2 separate regions of the Homo sapiens genome follow, and region 2 is linked to region 1. A link is a loop called in an ENCODE intact Hi-C map of the cell type or tissue named here. Cell type or tissue: IMR-90. All regions are shown on one strand. Each heading gives the region's core, and the rest is flanking DNA. Links, peaks and the distances in the headings are about the cores only. Region 1 overlaps LOC124903379 (a long non-coding RNA gene). Region 2 holds the start of MIR151B (microRNA 151b).

Evidence for each region. A loop is a pair of places that touch in the nucleus more often than their neighbours do. Peaks named below come from ENCODE experiments on the same cell type or tissue, not always from the same donor. Only the 100,000 strongest peaks of a DNase experiment are listed, where the experiment ranks them.
Region 2: it touches region 1 in a loop (3-fold over the local background); 11 of 110 quality-filtered maps call a loop at or near these places.

Annotation. Positions count from the first base shown.
Region 1 is chr14:100,025,217-100,033,545 of GRCh38, forward strand. It overlaps LOC124903379 (a long non-coding RNA gene), which reads right to left. Exons shown (of 2, transcript XR_007064329.1): 2 at 6,179-8,329. It also overlaps a transcript of EVL not described here. Among named protein-coding and RNA genes, the nearest start is that of EVL, 36 kb to the right of the region's middle. In IMR-90, for the core only: CTCF peaks have their summits at 183 (motif pointing left), 4,264 and 6,746; DNase peaks (open chromatin) are centred at 4,015, 5,445, 6,495 and 6,985; H3K4me3 peaks cover 548 bases; H3K27ac peaks cover 4,024 bases.
Region 2 is chr14:100,105,240-100,113,568 of GRCh38, forward strand. All of the region lies in intron 3 of EVL (Enah/Vasp-like), which reads left to right. It overlaps MIR151B (microRNA 151b), which reads right to left and starts at 4,275; the gene lies at 4,180-4,275. It overlaps MIR342 (microRNA 342), which reads left to right and starts at 4,416; the gene lies at 4,416-4,514. In IMR-90, for the core only: a CTCF peak has its summit at 3,262 (motif pointing left); DNase peaks (open chromatin) are centred at 3,252 and 3,832.

The sequences.
Region 1 (8,329 bases), core at 28-8,027:
AAGCTCCTTTAATGGCTTACCAGGCCTGCTCAGCCTGGCCCTCTTATCAGATTCCATCTCTAACAGCACCCTGTCTCCTCCACACCACTCTAGCCTTACCAGCTTGTGCTGTTCCTTGAACACACCAGGCTGCCTCCTCCTTGAGGCCTGTGCACTGACAGTCTCTGCCTGGATTGCTCTGCCCCCAGGTGGCCACGTGGCTTATGCCCTGGTCTCTTCCAGGTCTCTACTCAGATGTTACCCTGACCTGTCTTTTTAATATCCCTCTCCCCACAATGGGCACTCCCTTTCTTTTTACTCTGCTTTATTTTTTGCCAGATCACATATCACCATCTATATACTGTAGCTTTAAATTTTATATTTGTTATTGTTTACCTCCCTTAGCAGAACCTAAGTGCCACAAGGATAGGTTTTTAAAAATACACAGTTGGCGGGGCGTGGTGGCTCACGCCTGTAACCCCAGCACTTTGGGAGGCAGAGGCGGGTGGGTTACCTGAGGTCAAGAGTTCAAGACCAGCCTGACCAACATGGAGAAACCCCTACTAAAATACAAAATACAAAAATACAAAATTAGCCAGGCATAGTGGCGCATGCCTGTAATCCTAGCTACTCGGGAGGCTGAGGCAGGAGAATCGCTTGAACCTGGGATGCAGAGGTTACGGTGAGCCGAGATCGGGCCACTGCATTTCAGCCTGAGCAATAACAGTGACACTCTGTCTCCAAAAACAAACAAACAAACAAAACACAGCTGTGGTGGGGCACAGTGGCTCACGCTTGTAATCCTAGCATTTTGGGAGGCTGAGGCGGATAGATTGCTTGAGCCCAGGAGCCCCAGATCAGCCTGGGTAACATGGCGAAACCCCACGTCTACAAAAAGTACAAAAATTAGCCGGGCATGGTGACACATGCCTGTGGTCCCAGCTGCTTGGGAGGCTGAGGTGAGAGGATCATCTGAGCTCAGGAAGTCAAGGCTGCAGTGAGCCAAGATCATGCCACTGCACTCCAGTGTCTCAGGAAAAAAAAAAACAAAAAAAAAACACAACACTGTTGTGTCCATAGTGCCTTGCATACAGTAGGTATCTAATAAATATTTGTTAAATGAATGAAAGAAATGAGAACAGACACTCAGAGAGGTTAAGTAATTTGCTTAAAGTCACCCAGCTGTTAAGGGAATCAGTCAGTTTCAGTTCAGTCCCTCTTTCCCAGATACTATGTGCCTGAAATGCCATCCTATAAATTGACCCTGTGTCTTAACCATCAGCCCAACCTTTCAGTCTTTCCTGTGGGCTCAGAGCTTGTCGTGGTGCCTGGCACGTGCTCCACAGATGTAGGAAAAGTAGGGAACTTCTAGAAAAGGAGCAGAGGGCTTGGGGTAGAATGACCTACCCTCCTCCCAGTTCCCACGGCTCTTCCATCCCATCTCTGTGTAGTGCTTACTACTGTGTAGTTGTATGATTATTAGTTTCTCTCACATCTTCTTCTCTACCAAAGCATGAGCTCCTTGAGGTCAGAGAGAAGGTCGTCATCTTGTATCCCTACCAACTACTGCTGACAGCATACTCTCAGCTCTGGGACGTATTATTAAATGTCTGATAATGAAAATACTTTGAATTAAGTAAGTCACAGTCCCTAACTGTGGGAGCTATGATCCCTCTCTGTCTTGGATCCCCGGGGCCTGTTGGAATCTACAACCATGTGGATCTTTGATAGATGATGGTGGGAGCACTGGTTGGTGGAAGAATGCAGAGGGCAGACAGACCAGGGAGAGAGAATAGAGCAGGTAAGACAGGGATGGACAGACCTCATTGACTTGACAGTTTCACCTGGTGTCCATCTGACAAGCCAAAAGCAAGGTGTTATTTGGGGAAACAAATTATTTATTTATAAAAATTTTAATTATTATAGATACTAAGTATACCTATTTATGGGGTACATGTGATATTTTGATACAAGCATACAGTGTACAATGTGTAATGATCAAATCAGGGTAACTGGAATGCCCATCTCAAGCGTTTATCATTTCTTTGTGTTAGGAAAATTCCAATTACACTTTTTTAGTTATTTTGAAATGTACAATAAATTACTGTTAACTCTTGTTGCCCTATTGTACTACTGAACACTAAATCTTATTCCTTCTATCAAACTGTATTTCTGTACCCACTAATTATCCCTCTTTATTACCCTCTCCCCGTTACCCTTCCCACCTCTGATAACCATCATTCTACTCTCTATCTCCATGACTTCAATTTTTTTTTAGCTCCCATATATTAGTGAGAATATGTAGTATTCGTCTCTCTCGTGCCTGCCTCATTTCACTTAACGTAATGTCCTCCAGTTTCATCTAGGTTGCTGCAAATGACAGAATTTCATTTTTTCTTATGGCTGAATAATATTCTACTGTATATTTATACCACTTTTTTTTTAATCCATTCATCTGTTGTTGGACGCTTAGGTTGATTTGTATCTTTTTTTTGTTTAGACAGAGTCTTGCTCTGTTGCCCAGGCTGGAGTGCAGTGGCATGATCTCAGCTCACTGCAACCTCCACCTCCCAGGTTCATGCAGTTCTCGTGCCTCAGCCTCCCAAGTAGCTGGGATTACAGGCATGCGCCACTATGCCCAGCTAATTTTTGTATTTTTAGTAGAGGCAGGGTTCCCACATGTTGGCCAGGCTGGTCTCAAACTCCTGACCTCAAGTGATCCACCCTCATTGGCCTCCCAAAGTACTGGGATTACAGGCATGAGCCACCGCACCCAGACTCAATTCCTATCTGGACCGTTGTGACTAATGCTGCAGTAAGCTTGGGAGTAAAATCAGTCTCTTCAGTATACCAATTTCCTTTCTTTTGGATATATATTTGACAGTGAGATTTCTGGATCATATGGTAGTTCTACTTTTAGTTGTTTTTTTGTTTGTTTGTTTTTTTTTTTTTTTTTGAGGAACCTCCAAACTGTTTTGGAGTGTCCACAGTGGCTGTACTAATTTATATTCTCACCAGCAGTGTACAAGGGCCCCCCTTTCTCCACATCCTTGCCAGAGTCACTTATTGGCTGTCTTTTTGATAAAACTGTGTGAGATGCTGTTGTGGTTTTGATTTGCCTTTCCCAGATGATTAGTGATGTTGAGCATTTTTTCACATACCTCTTGGCCATTTATATGTCTTTTGAGAAATGTCTATTCAGATCTTTTGCCCATTTTTAAATCAGAATATATGTTTTCTTTGTATTGAGTTGTTTGAGTCCTTTATGCACTGGGAAGCAGATAATTTAGTTGTTAGGATGGCAAAGCAGATATACTTAAAAATAACAATCTATCGGCCGGGCGCGGTGGCTCACGCCTGTAATCCCAGCACTTTGGGAGGCTGAGGCGGGTGGATCATGAGGTCAAGAGATCAGCGCCATCCTGGTCAACATGGTGAAACCCCGTCTCTACTAAAAATACAAAAATCAGCGAGGCATGGTGACACGCACCTGTAGTCCCAGCTACTCGGGAGGCTGACGCAGGAGAATTGCTTGAACCCAGGAGGCGCAGGTTGCAGTGAGCCAAGTTCACGCCACTGCACTCCAGCCTGGCAACAGAGCGAGATTCCATCTCAAAAAAAATCTATTCTTCATTATTAAATAAGCGTGCAGTTGTTGAGTTTTACTCAAAGTGAGGCAGTGTTGTAGATCTAGAGTCCCAATATCTGGCTCCATTTCCTACAAAAGAAATGTAAGCTATGACTGTCACTTTATTTCTCTAGGCCTTAGTTACCTCACATATAGCAAAAGGACTATTTTGAGGATAATGTATAGGAAAGAAGTGTATAAATTATAAAACATTGCTGTATTGTTTGTATATTTTACATTTTGTAATCAGTGAAAGTTTAATCAGTTAATGTTTAACAGATTCAAATGCCGTGTTTTAAAACAGTTTCTGTTATCTCCCATTCCTCTTTGCTTAGTGTAATAGTAGTTGCTTATGCTAATAACAAAAGAAAACAAAGAGGAAGAATTTAGCTGGGCTTCCCAGAGGAGTGAGTCCTGGAACAGAATACCAACTTGGGTCTCTATGTCTCCTGCTGACTACTTAGGGTAGTTGCAAACATATCCTCAACTATGTTGGTTCTGAAAAGTCAGGCAATGGGTCATTTTGGAGGTAGGGATGTGGGAGGGCCCTTTTGATACTAGGATAACCATTCATTGAACAAATACTTCCAGAACATCTACTCAATATAAGCCACAGTAGAAAATGTAAATATGTGTAATCCTTAGTCCTGCCTCCAGGAACACTGTCCTCAAGAGGTGTGGAACAGACAGACCAAAAGCATGGAGTAGCAGGTAGCAAAGATAATACTAACATAGGAGATTGGGATAGATTCCATAGGGATACAGATAACGTGCTGTGGCCGGGAGGTGGACACAGTTTTGCTGTATAAAAGTTAAAAGAGATTTTCAGGAGGAAGCATCTGTGGGAGTGAGCCTTGGAGGGTATAGGATTGGGGTGGATGAAAATCAAGACAAGGGCTGTTAGTAGGTGTGCGGGAGCTGAGGTATAGGAACAGGGGGACAGTGTGCTCTTAGCCATGCTTTAGCTGATTGAGGGGAGAGTTTTTGCTGTCTTCTCAGGGTATAACCCAGGTCCATTTTGTCCTTTCCCTGTGACTGGTGACTTCTCTGCCCTGAAGTTGGCTACTCTGCAGAGATAAACATTTTCACCTCTGGGGAATAAGTAGTAGTGATGGGAAATCCTACTAGGTGTTTTGCCATGCTGCTAGCACCTTGACTTTTCTTATCACCTTGAGCAATTACTTAAGTTCTCTGTGCCTTGGTTGCCTTACCTGTAAAATGGGACTATTACCAATCTCTGACAGTTACTATGCTAATTAAATGAGATTACCTTTTTTTTTTTTTTTGAGGTGGAGTTTCGTTCTTGTTGCCCAGGCTGGGGTACAGTGGCGCAATCTCAGCTCACTGCAACCTCCGCCTCCTGGGTTCAGTAATTCACCTACCGCAGCCTCCCAAGTAGCTGGGATTACAGACATGTGCCACCACGCCCGGCTATTTTTTTTTTTCTTTTGTATTTTTAGTAGAGATAGAGTTTCTCCATGTTGGTCAGCCTGCTCTCAAACTCCCGACCTCAGGTGATCCGCCTGCCTCAGCCTCCCAAAGGGTTGGGATTATAGGCGTGAGCCACCGCGCCCGGCCGAGATTACCTCTATAAAGCATTTAGATACTCAATAAATTAATTCTTTTAATTTACTGTAAGCAGCAAAGCATTTTATAGACACTTATCCTGGATTAGAAATTGCATGGGAGCCAGGAAAAAGGCTGATACATTCTCCAGCTAGAGTACTTCTAGTCTTCCCCTCTCCCTGAGCGTTCAGACTCAGAATGCCAGAAATCAGTCCTTGGAAGATAATCATGTTTGCTACTGAAATGTTTATGACACAGTGAACGAAACATGGTGTGACTAATCAGCTGAGAGCTTGGATCTTGGCTTGGTTTGCATGCAAATTCCCTGGTCTGAGAGATTAATAAGTTCCTTGCAGTTGACAAACTGGGACTACAGTGTTTTCTGGCTAACTGTGATAATACAACCAGAGCCCACCACCAAGTGACCCCTGGTTCTCTGAGTCTGCAGTGCTTCTGTACTCAGGCCACAGCCCATTGCATTATTCATTGTTGTACGTTTCTCCGTGTCCTATTTCATTATCCTTGGAGCCTAGTGTGATCAGTAAGTGTCTGTTGAACTAACTAGGACTACACGGGACAACTATGACGTATGAGGTCTCTTCCGTGTAGGGAAGAGTGAATTACAAGTGAGAACTCAGTGAAGAGCACCCTTCCAACAATTGTAGCTATGATGTGATACATTCTGGGGTGGTTCTCCTGGACAGCAAGAGAATCAACTAAAGAGCTTTCAAGAGTGACTTTCAACTTGGGAAATCTATGTAATGTTTCTCAACTGGGAAGGCCCATTGCAATCTAAAGACAGGTGCCCAGGCCACTCCTCAAACCTCTTAAGTCCAAATATGTGCAGGTGAAACCCAGACATGTGCACTGTTTAAAGTTCCACTGATGATTCTGATGTACACACCTCGTTGGAGTTCACGGGAAGAACCTGAGCTTGGGAACCTGGAAACCCTAGGTTCTAATGATGCTGCGTTAGTTTATGTAAGTCACATAACTTCATTGGGATAAAATAGGAATAATATTTTATTTGCAGAGATGTTCAGAGAGGAGAATGGCCATGTGTGAGCTTTCATAATCAAGAGCACTGGAAAATGAAAAGTGCTATAACATGCTTTTGAATTCCACTGGCACCTCTGAAGGCAGATTGAACCTAGATGTGTTAGAAGTGTGGCTTGTACAGACTACAATGTTTGATCTAGAACTTATGCTGGTTCGTGGTCTTTCCTGGGTTTGATACTCAGTGACTAGTCACTGGGCTCTTCAGGGCATTTCGTAATAATTTACAGACATGAAGAATTCTTTTCACTCCAGTCAGCCAGTTCAGATCCTTCCAGATGCCAGGGTTGACTCACACTGCATTCTTTGTGACTACTCTGCCCCCCATCTTCATCAGCACGAGTGCTAGAAGAGAGAAAAGACGATTTACTTTCACTTGTTGTGTGGCCCTGGGAGAAACAGGAACACTTGGAGCTCTTTCCTTTTTGAAAATCAACTCTGGGTCCCATGTGCACAGACTGCATACCAGAGACACCAAGGAAGAGAACCAGGAGCAAGGAAGATGAGCGCCCCCTCGCAGGGCTCCCCTGCCTAGTTTTTCGGAAGTTACCACTCTTATTCATTTTTCACTGTATCTGCTAGATCAGACAACTGTGTATCAAGTCAAGATAGAGGCTTCCTAAGAGAGGTGATAAAAGAGATGGATAAAAGTGGTGGTTGGATGTATTTTTATGAGCAGGGCAATGAAACATTCTGTGATTTAAGAAGTGCACTCAGTGATGAAATTCCTTTTCCTGGAGAGAGGATGCATGCAAATCAAATGTACCTTGGAGCACTTCCAAAGCCACAGAATGAAGATTGTGTACTTTTATTCTCCACCTTTTTGGGGAGTGAAGGAATAGAGATTCCTAAGGAAGAGAAGGTTGACACGTTTTGCTACAGTTGATAAAATTCTTGTTTGTTGTCCTGGGCTGCTTGGTTGGGGCATTCATGATTATCAGATCCCTGGTATGAACAAAATACTAATCAATTCATCCCTACCCATGACCGAATGCTTAAACACAGCTTGCTTCATAGAAAGGTGGGATGAGAGGATGGTATCCCAGTACTTTGTGGATATAAAATTCTGTCCATTGCCAGGACGGCTTTTCATTGTTTTCTACAGGTGGAGCCCTCCATGGTCTGGCTGCGGTCTCTTGAAGCTTGGCTCCTTCCGCTCCAAAAAAATGATTTAGTCTGGATCTGCACTCACCACTTTGCTTCCCCATTTCCAAACCTTTTTTTCTTTCCATGAAATCCTCTAAAACCCAGCCCTGTGCATGCAGTATTTCTTCAGGAAGCCTTTTCTGACCTCTACAGCCCACAAAATTTCTCTTTTTTCTGAACTCTCCTATAACACTTAAGGTATATAATAAACAATCTGATATTTAATTTCCTCTATCTTATCCTCTTAACTAGATTGAGGGTTACTTGAAGGCATCTGTCACAGTTGAGCAGAGCTGGACACATGTTGGCTTCTCAGCACTCTTTGTTTATTCATTTTTATTACCTTTTTTTTTTTAACCTCCTGCATTATCCTTGTCATGTCACAGGCCCTAGAAGAGGAAATGGCAGTAAAGAGGACAGTTGCTGCCTTTTTGATGTCTGTTCATTTCTAAGCATGAAGGCTTTTGGGGATTTTGATGGAAGTGCTGAATCCAGTGAGCAACATCTGTTTGTGGATGGGAAAGATCAGCCGGAAAGACTAAAAGGGCCGAATGGTAGATTTTCAAAGCTGTAGGGATTGACAAAAGGGTTTGAGTTAGTAAAAACCCATGTGAAGTTTTAAAAGTCCTTACATATATAAATTAAGCACTTCTGATTCTTCTAGATTCCTATACAAACAAGGTAACACACTTTCAAATGTGCCTGCTGTACTGTGGGCACTTTTGTTATCACATCTAATTTTCACAGTAATCCTATGAACACCAGTCAAAAGCAGATTCTAGAGGCAGGTGGTTACATTATTATTACCATTTTACCTAAGAGGCTCCTAAGATTCAGAGAGGTTAAATCACCTCCTCAAAGTCACACTGCTTAAGTGGCAAAGCTAGGATTTGGATCTGTATCTTCTAACTAAAAAGTCAACATTTGTTTTCATCATTCCATAGCTGCTTTCTA
Region 2 (8,329 bases), core at 142-8,141, 80 kb after region 1:
CTCTAGAACAAGTACAGAGGCGACACACCACGGGGACTCAGGATATGTGTGATAACTGCATGAGCCTTTTCACCTTTTGAATCTCAGCAACCCTCTAAGAACAGGGACCCCAATTCTAGCCTTCCAGACTGAGACTCAGGAGGCCTGGCTCTTGCCCTAGTCCCACCATCTGCTGACTGTGTGACTTCATCAGGTCTAGTGACATTTTCGAGCCTCAGTATCCTCATTTGGAAGACAGAGTACTGATTGTCCTCCACAGTCTTTTGCCAGGCAAGGCGCCCTTCAGGGTGCCGGGTAAGCTGTCATCTGCTTGGTAAGAGGTCATGGTGTTGAGGTAACCAAGAGACCTGGGTGCTAGACCTGGCTGTGCTCTTTCTTTGCATGTGCCTTGGGCAACTCATTTCCCTTTCTTGGACCTTGGTTTCTTCGTCTGTGAAATGTAGGTGGTTATCCGTGGCATGTCTGTCTCGCAGCATGAGAGTCCAAGGGGACGATGGCTGTAGAAGTATTTGAGACAGACAGCCTAGCACAAGCAGGAAGGGCTGTGATGGTGACTAGCAGTAAGTAGTAGTGGTTGTAGCAGCAGCAGCCGCTTGGCCACATCCCAACTGAATAGGGAACATGCCTCCCCTGCCACAGTGTCTGAAACTCTGCAGAAAGTTTGACTGTCCATGAGCTTCCTTGAGTCGGGGGAGAACCTGCCCTGCAAGCCGGGAGGAGGCTCTTGCCCCCACTCAGCCTTTGCCTCGCATGTGGCTTTAGTTACGTTTTGTCTTCTTTGTAGGTGTTGATGTTCTAGACTCTGAAATGGCAGTGTCAGACCAGACAAGAAGCTCTCACCAGAGACAAAGTGGAAACGGAGAGCTGTTGGCGATTTAGGGGACAGCGGGGACAGGTGCACATTGCAATGTGCAGGATCATCCTGCGCAGTGAAGTCTTGTCTTGCGTGTCCCACCAAAACATGCAGTTGAAAAACTCAAGCCAGAGCTTGCTCTGTTTTAAGAAAAAGCACTTATTTTTTTAACCAGGTTTAGTATGTGCTGAATTTTCTAGGAATTTGACTACTGCATCCGTCAAAAGAAAATCATACTTAATTTTGTTTGTAACTTTACCAAGAGTTGTTTTCTGTTTCGTAAAGTCCTATCTCCAGCATCGTCACTGTGACGTTTCAGTCATCCATAGACCTCCCCTTCGTCACATCCCATTTGCAGCAGCAGCACTCCCAGTGGGTCTGTGGGTAGGTGCAAGCGTGGACCGCCTCCGTCTCCTAGTGTAGCTGGGTCTGGCCCTTTATGTGTTGTAATGCACATTTTATTATAGACTGCTTCTCTTTTCTCTCTCCTTTGCAGTACATGTAAGGCATTATATCCGAATTTAGGTAGGTAGGTTATGTAATCTATGAATTTCACTTCAGGATAATGCAAGGATCATTACAAAACATTATAATAAAAAGAGGACCATCGGGCCTGAGAGGGTTGAAGTTTTGTGAAACTCGGGCTGGTTCCTTCCTGCATTGCATCTGTGTCTTGCCTGGTTGTCGCTTAACAGTGCCATGGAGATAGCACAGTGTCTGTCTCATTTCACAGCCAGGAAAACTGAGCCCCAGAGGGAGGAAGTTTGTACTTGGCCCAAACCACTTCCTGATATGACCCAGTCAGGAAGAGAAGCCAGGATGAGAACATGCTCCTCTTCTCCTCCAGTGCCTGGAAGTGTGGTGGGAGCAGCTTGGTCTAGCAGGAAGAGTGCATGTCCTGGAGCCGGGCTACGTTGGGTCTGTGTGACCCTGAGCAAGTCACCTCCTCCATCAGCAGGTGGAATGACACCACAGGCCCGTGGCAGTTCACATGACACGAAGATGCCCGGTGCCTGGTATGTGGCCTTCAGGGCCGTGCCCCATGCTGCTCCTCTTTTTGTCCCCACATCCAGCAGTTTTCCATTAAACCACTGTAGGTCCTCTCAGAACTTACTAGAGTCATCGTGTCATCGTCTCCCATTACTCCAGGAGAGCAGGGCCCTGGTGGCACTTGAGGCAAGACCCCAAGCTGATGGCACTCGACCACATAGTGGGAGTGAATTTTAAAGAAAATCCCCCTCAAAGCCTCTGCTGGTGTAGAAGGCAGATAGTCTAGGCCGGGGTAGGGCCAGTGAGTGGGAGCCAGGGAAGGAGGCTTGGGTGTCATGAGACTGGGTTTACATTTACAGATGACAAAACCAAGACCCAGTGAGGGGGAGGATGTGTGCAGGCCACAGGACAAGTCTGAGCAGAACCATGGCCACGCCCAACGTTCCTCCACTAGCATTCCCTCATGAAAGATCACTTTTTCCAGGCCAAGGACCAGAAAAGGACCAGGCTTTAGGAAGAGGGCCGAGGTGCATGGAAAGCAGTGCTGGTGAGGAGAGGGTTGAGTAACTGGATTTTGACTGTTTCTTCGCATTTGGTTCTCACTAATGAAATCTTGTCAGACGTGCCCCTGCTGCTGGATTGGGTGGGGGTGGGACAGAAGCATGTGTGGTCAAAGGCAAGTTTATTTGCAGTTTGGGGGTTGAATGCAGTGGATTTCAAACTGGATATTTTGAGGAGTTCCAGGGGTCCACCAAGGTATACCAGGGTCCTCGCCCTGATGCAACCAGAGTAGTTCTTCATCGACTTTATACAGTGGGACTCTGAAGAAAAGAAAAAGGAAAACCCCATAGCTTAGTGGGAATCCGGGCGAATTAAAACACAGGATGAAGTGCTTGTTCTCTTTGGCTCTTGGAGCATAATGTATGTCCTTTTCCTACTTGGTTTGCGTGTAATAACATCATTGGTATATTTCAAAATATGAAGCTCCTGGTGCTGGATAATAAATGTTTTCCCAGTTTTTCAACCTCTTATGTCCTTCATTGATGCCCAGTGGCCCAGGGGCTGCACCTTCAGCACAGTGTTGAGAAAGAGCCCCGGAAAGGGACTTACAGGCAGACCTTCCCGGGAAGAGTCAGGCCCAGCTCCATGTGCTCTTTGGAGGGGAGTGGAAGGTTGTTAAACCTCATAGCTCTTGGAGGTGGGGCTGAATTTTGCTTCTTGTAAACCTCTTTCCATTGGAAATTACCTCTTTCTCCCCTAAAGAGAAGGAAGTACTGGACTGTCTTCATCTCCCTGGCTGCCGAGGCCATTTGACACCTTGTGCCACCTGAGAGAAAGCAGGCCCAGCATGGCCCTGCCTGAGGGGAACAGGACGGCAAGCCCCTGGCCTCCTGCCTGCTCCCAGCTGCCCTCTGGCGGCCACTTTCTGAAAGCCGGATATGTCTCTTTGCTGACCCACCCCTGTTCTCACCCCAGGGCTCCAGATGTTGTATCAGGCAGGGCCTTTGTACGCCTCCATGCCAACAGCTACCCAAGTCGCACCGTCAGTCACACTCTTACTCAGGCTCTCCTGTGCCCCTGGCCCTTCTTCCCCTCTCACTTTTCCCCACACTTCTAAAATCTCACTCGTCCTGTCAGAATGTGGCTCCACAGATGGAGCCTTTCCCAGCCGCCCCGCTCCCTGTGACTTTGCACTCCCTCCTGCACTCCCACGGGGCTTTATTTTTGCCTCTGTCCTAACAGTCAGCTGCCACTTGGCCTGTCCTGCTATTCCCACTGCATGAATCTAGTCAGGTTGGAAATTCAGAAAGTGGCCTCTTTGTCTCTGGACCCCAAAAACCCACACATCGTCTGCCTTATAAGCTCTCAGTATATCCATCCCTGGCTGCAGGAACACACCAGGACCCAGAGGCTGCCGTGCCTGGAGCCCTGTCTCCTGACTCAGCCCAGGCCCCAGCTCAGCATCGAGGTCCTGTGGGACCATGTCCAGCAGTGAAGGCTGTGCATTGGCCTGAGCCCCTGGTCCCTCTGACTCACTGGCTCCCATTTTCACCACCTGCACTGCATATTCTCACCGTCTCTCCCCTGACACTCTCTCCCCTGAAGTGTTGTAATGGGGTTGTAACCCATCCACCTTCTCTTGTCCTTCTTCAGTCTGTCCTCCCTGGGCTGCGTCTAAAGGGGCCCCGCCCCTGCCCTCATGCATGTTCTCTCCATACTCCTGGTCACCTTCTGCTCATCCTTTGCCCTGCTGTTGTGAAGCCTTCCCAGTGCCCCAGAAGACCTCAGGCACCCCTTCCCAGTCCTCGCACACTGTTGGTGTCCCATTTGTTTGGACCCTGGGTTTGTTTGTCTAGACTGTGAGCTCCTCGAGGGCAGGTGTCTGTTTCTGTGTCTCGGGAGCCCTGAAGAGAGACTGACACATCAGAGGTGTCTGGTGACTGAACAAGCTCCCAGCTTGCGCCCATGTCATATTGTGTGCCTCTCATAGCCTGGCACTTCCTGCCATTGCATCCTTCTCTGCAGACTAAGATGGAGTTCCTGAACCAAGACCGCTTGCTGGCCAACCTGTGAAACTGGGCTCAAGGTGAGGGGTGCTATCTGTGATTGAGGGACATGGTTAATGGAATTGTCTCACACAGAAATCGCACCCGTCACCTTGGCCTACTTATCACCACCCCAAACAGAGGAACACGCCTTCTCCAGCCACAGCCTATGGAAGGGCCTTCAGCTGCTGTGGCCCCGAGGTGTGCATACTGTGGAAGGAACTTCGGACGTGAACTCGGATCTGGTTCCAGTACCAGCTGTGCCAGGAGTGTGCCCTTGGGCATGTCACTGACCTAAGACTCAGTTTCGCCATCTGTGAAATGGCTGAATCAGACTCACCTCACAGGGTTGTTGTGAGGGTACCATGAGATGATGTTTGTAAACATTCTTTGTCACCTCTAAATTACTATAACAGTTTGAAGTTACTCTTTTTAAAAAAATTATTTGCAAAGGTAACTAACAATATCAGCCGTGCACAGTGGCTCATGCCTGTAATCCCAGCACTTTAGGAGGTCAGGGGATCACTTCAGTGTGAGAGTTCGAGACCTGCCTGGTCAACATAGCAAGACCCTTGTCTCTACAAAAGCATTAAAAATTAGCTAAGTGTGATGGCGTGTGCCTGTGGTCCCAGCTACTCAGGAGGCTGGGGTAGCAGAATTGCTTGAGCCCTGGAGTCTGAGGCTGCAGTGAGCCATGGTTACACCACTGCACTTCAGCCTGGGCAACAGAGCAAGACGCTGTCTCAGGAAAAAAAAAAAAAGGTAACTAACAATATCAACTCCTGTGTGGTGCCAGCAGCCATCACGTTGGGACACAGAGGGAAGCCAGGCTTCTTGGATCCTGATGGTCAGAGAACACTTTCTGAGGGAAGCGGGGCTTGAACCTGGGCCCTGCAGGGCTGGGGGTGAATGGGGGGATCTGATGAGGAGGAGGACGGCGGCACCAGCAGATCTTGGTGGTTTGGAAGTTCAAATCAAGATCTGAGAAGAGGCTCTGTCTGACCCTGGGGGTCTCCCTCGGCACATTGGTAGTACTGTGCATGCCTCACGGGTGCCCCTAATTTCAGAGCATCCCACCTGCATCCTGCTGCTGCCATTGTCCTCCTCAAAAGAGCTGCTGGCTTATTGCAGTTTACATCCTAGAGAAGAGAGGTCTCCTCCTTCCACCAGTCCCAGGATTATCTCCCTAACGCTAATGGCGAGATTCCTTTGGAGTTTTAGTCTTCTGTAGATACAGCCCAGGCGCCATGTGCCCAGTCAGGGTTTGAGATAGGTGGTGGTTCATTCCCCAGCCTTGCCTCACCAGCACCTTCCTGACGCCTCCTGGTAGGGCTCAGGAAGCAGCCAGCTGAGGTGTGCCTGCCATGGTCAGCACAGTGGTTGACAGAAGTGGCACAGATTGTGGGGGCAGGTGACAGGGTACCATGCCCTAGCTCCAGGCACCCGCTCCACCCTGTCACATGGAGCAGCTGTGAAACCTTGAGCAAGCCATTTCACCATTCTAAGCCTTAGTGTCCTCATTTTTTTTTTTTTTTTTTTTTTTTTGTGATAGAGTCTAGCTCTTGTTGCCCAGGCCGGAGTGCAGTGGTGCAAACTCAGCTCACTGCAACCTCTGCCTCCCAGGTTCAAGCGATTCTCCTGCCTCAGCCTCCCAAGTAGCTGGGACTACAGGCATGCGCCACCACGCCCGGCTAATTTTTGTATTTTTAGTAGAGACAGGGTTTCACCATGTTGGCCAGGCTGGTCTTGAACTCCTGACCTCTGGTGATCCACCCACCTCGGCCTCCCAAAGTGCTGGGATTACAGGTGTGAGCCACCGTGCCCGGCCAGTTTCCTTGTCTTTAAAATGGGTGTGACAACCACCTCACAGAGTTGTCATGAGGCTCAAATGATAAAATAGATGGGACTGTGATTTGTAAGCATATGGCACAGTGAATGCAAGTTGTTCCTGGAGTGCCCAATCCCTAGATACTGGGATCTCACCCCTCAGTCGTAGCCAGAGTCATTTCATTCTGGTGTGCCACCACCCAGAGCTAAGCCGTATACTCCTTACAGAAAGGAACAAACCCCTTCCTGGATGCTCTTGTGCCTGGATCTTGGCTCCCTGAGATTGCAGGGAGATAGCAGGAATTACTTTCTCCATTTTAAGAAGGAAGAAACAAAGGCTCACAGTGCTAAGAAACTTGCCCCAGGCCACTCTGGTGAATGCAGAGCTTAAGGCCCAGAGCCCAGATGTTCTGATTTCCAGTCCAGGTCTCTGCCCAGTGGACCAGACTGCCTCTCAAAAGACCCTGCTCAGCTGGCAGCCCCCCAGCTTTCTAAACTATAACCCGGCTTGGTCAGAGGTTGATTATTATAAACACTTAACCTGCCCCATCTTTCTAGCCACATACCCACATCTTCGAAAGTGAGGGAAGAATTCATTCACAGCTGTTTTCTTTTTTCCTCGCGTAGCGTGTATCATTTCTTTCCTAAGGAAGGAGTTTTACAAGTAGCCTCCTGCCAGCTTCAGCTCATATAGGATAAAAGCCAGCTCAAATATTTTGGTAGATAACTCCGGAGACTCAGAAAGCCAACTGCTGAACTTGAGATACAGTTTCCAGTTTGAGAGTGGACAGGCTGCGAGTGTTTGAGGCCCTGCCCCCTGCCTATCTGCTGCCTGCCCTCTCTCATCCAGGTGTCCATGCAGCAGGGGGTTTCACAGCAGCCACTGTCTGACTGGCTTGCTCCTGCATTTAGCCCACTCTGATCCATTCCCCGCAAAGCAAGCAGACTGCATTTCACCTCTCAGTCAGGTCTCAGTCCTTGCCCAGAACTCTCTAGGATTTTAGGCTTAACTCAGAATATAGTCCACATCCTTACCAAGGCCTGCTTAGCCCGGCATGCTGTGGCCCTGGCTGTCTTTCTGAACTCACTTCCTCCCTACTCTCTACCTCTCCTCCTTCATCCCAGTTACGCCATGCCCCAGATGTGCCAAGCATGCTCCTAAAGTCAGGGCCTCTACACCCAAGGCCCCTTGTGCCCAGAATGTTTTCTCCCCAAAACCTCAGGGCTCCTTCCCTCACTTCTTCCGGGTGTCTGCTTATACCACGTAATCGCAGAGTTTGTCTTAAGAACGACCCACACACATTCCTTTAATTCTCATTCTCTGCTGTGTTTTTCTTCCTACATGTTGTGTCTTTATTTGTTGCCTGTCTCTCCTCTCTAGATTGTAAGTTCCAGGGGAGCAGTTTGTATCCACAGCTATGACCCCATCTGTGAATTACTGAGCACCTATTCTGGGCCATGCACCAGAACACAAAGATGAATAAGACTTGGTCCCTGTGTTCACAGAGCTCACAGCCAGGTGGAGAGAGAGCCTTGTCAATACAGTGTATGTTATGCTATGATGCAGAGAACACAGGGCTTCTTGCAGGGGAGGCTGTGGTGAAGGGGAGAGCTACTGGGAGAGCCCTGGGGGCGGGCATGCCTGATCTGAGTCTTAAAGGGGATGGACAGACGTTCACCAGTTAGAAGAGTAGCCCAAAAAGAAGCAAAATAGGCAACGGCACAGAGGCATGTGAACCTAGTGCTGCCATCTTGGATGCATGCGGGAGAAGAGAAAGGGGAGGCTGAGGAACAAGCAGAACCAGGCCTAGAAGGGCAGGCTTTGAGCGTAACATCCCAGGCTTAGCCTCATGCCTGGAGCTGCGAGGAAGGTCAAAGAGCAAGTGAGAGCCAGGACTCAGATTTAACTCTTAAGTGGCTTCAAGTCTATATGCTCAGAACGGTGCCCGGCAGGTAGTGAGCACTCAGCGGTGGGTGTTGCTCTCATCATCTTCCTCATGCTTCCTCTCTAGCCCCTCAGGTGCGGAAATTAAGTCCCAGTGAAAGGAAGTGAGTAGCTGGCCCAGGGTCAAAGGCCCACTAGAATCAGTCTGCTCATCGTGTGGGGGAAGGA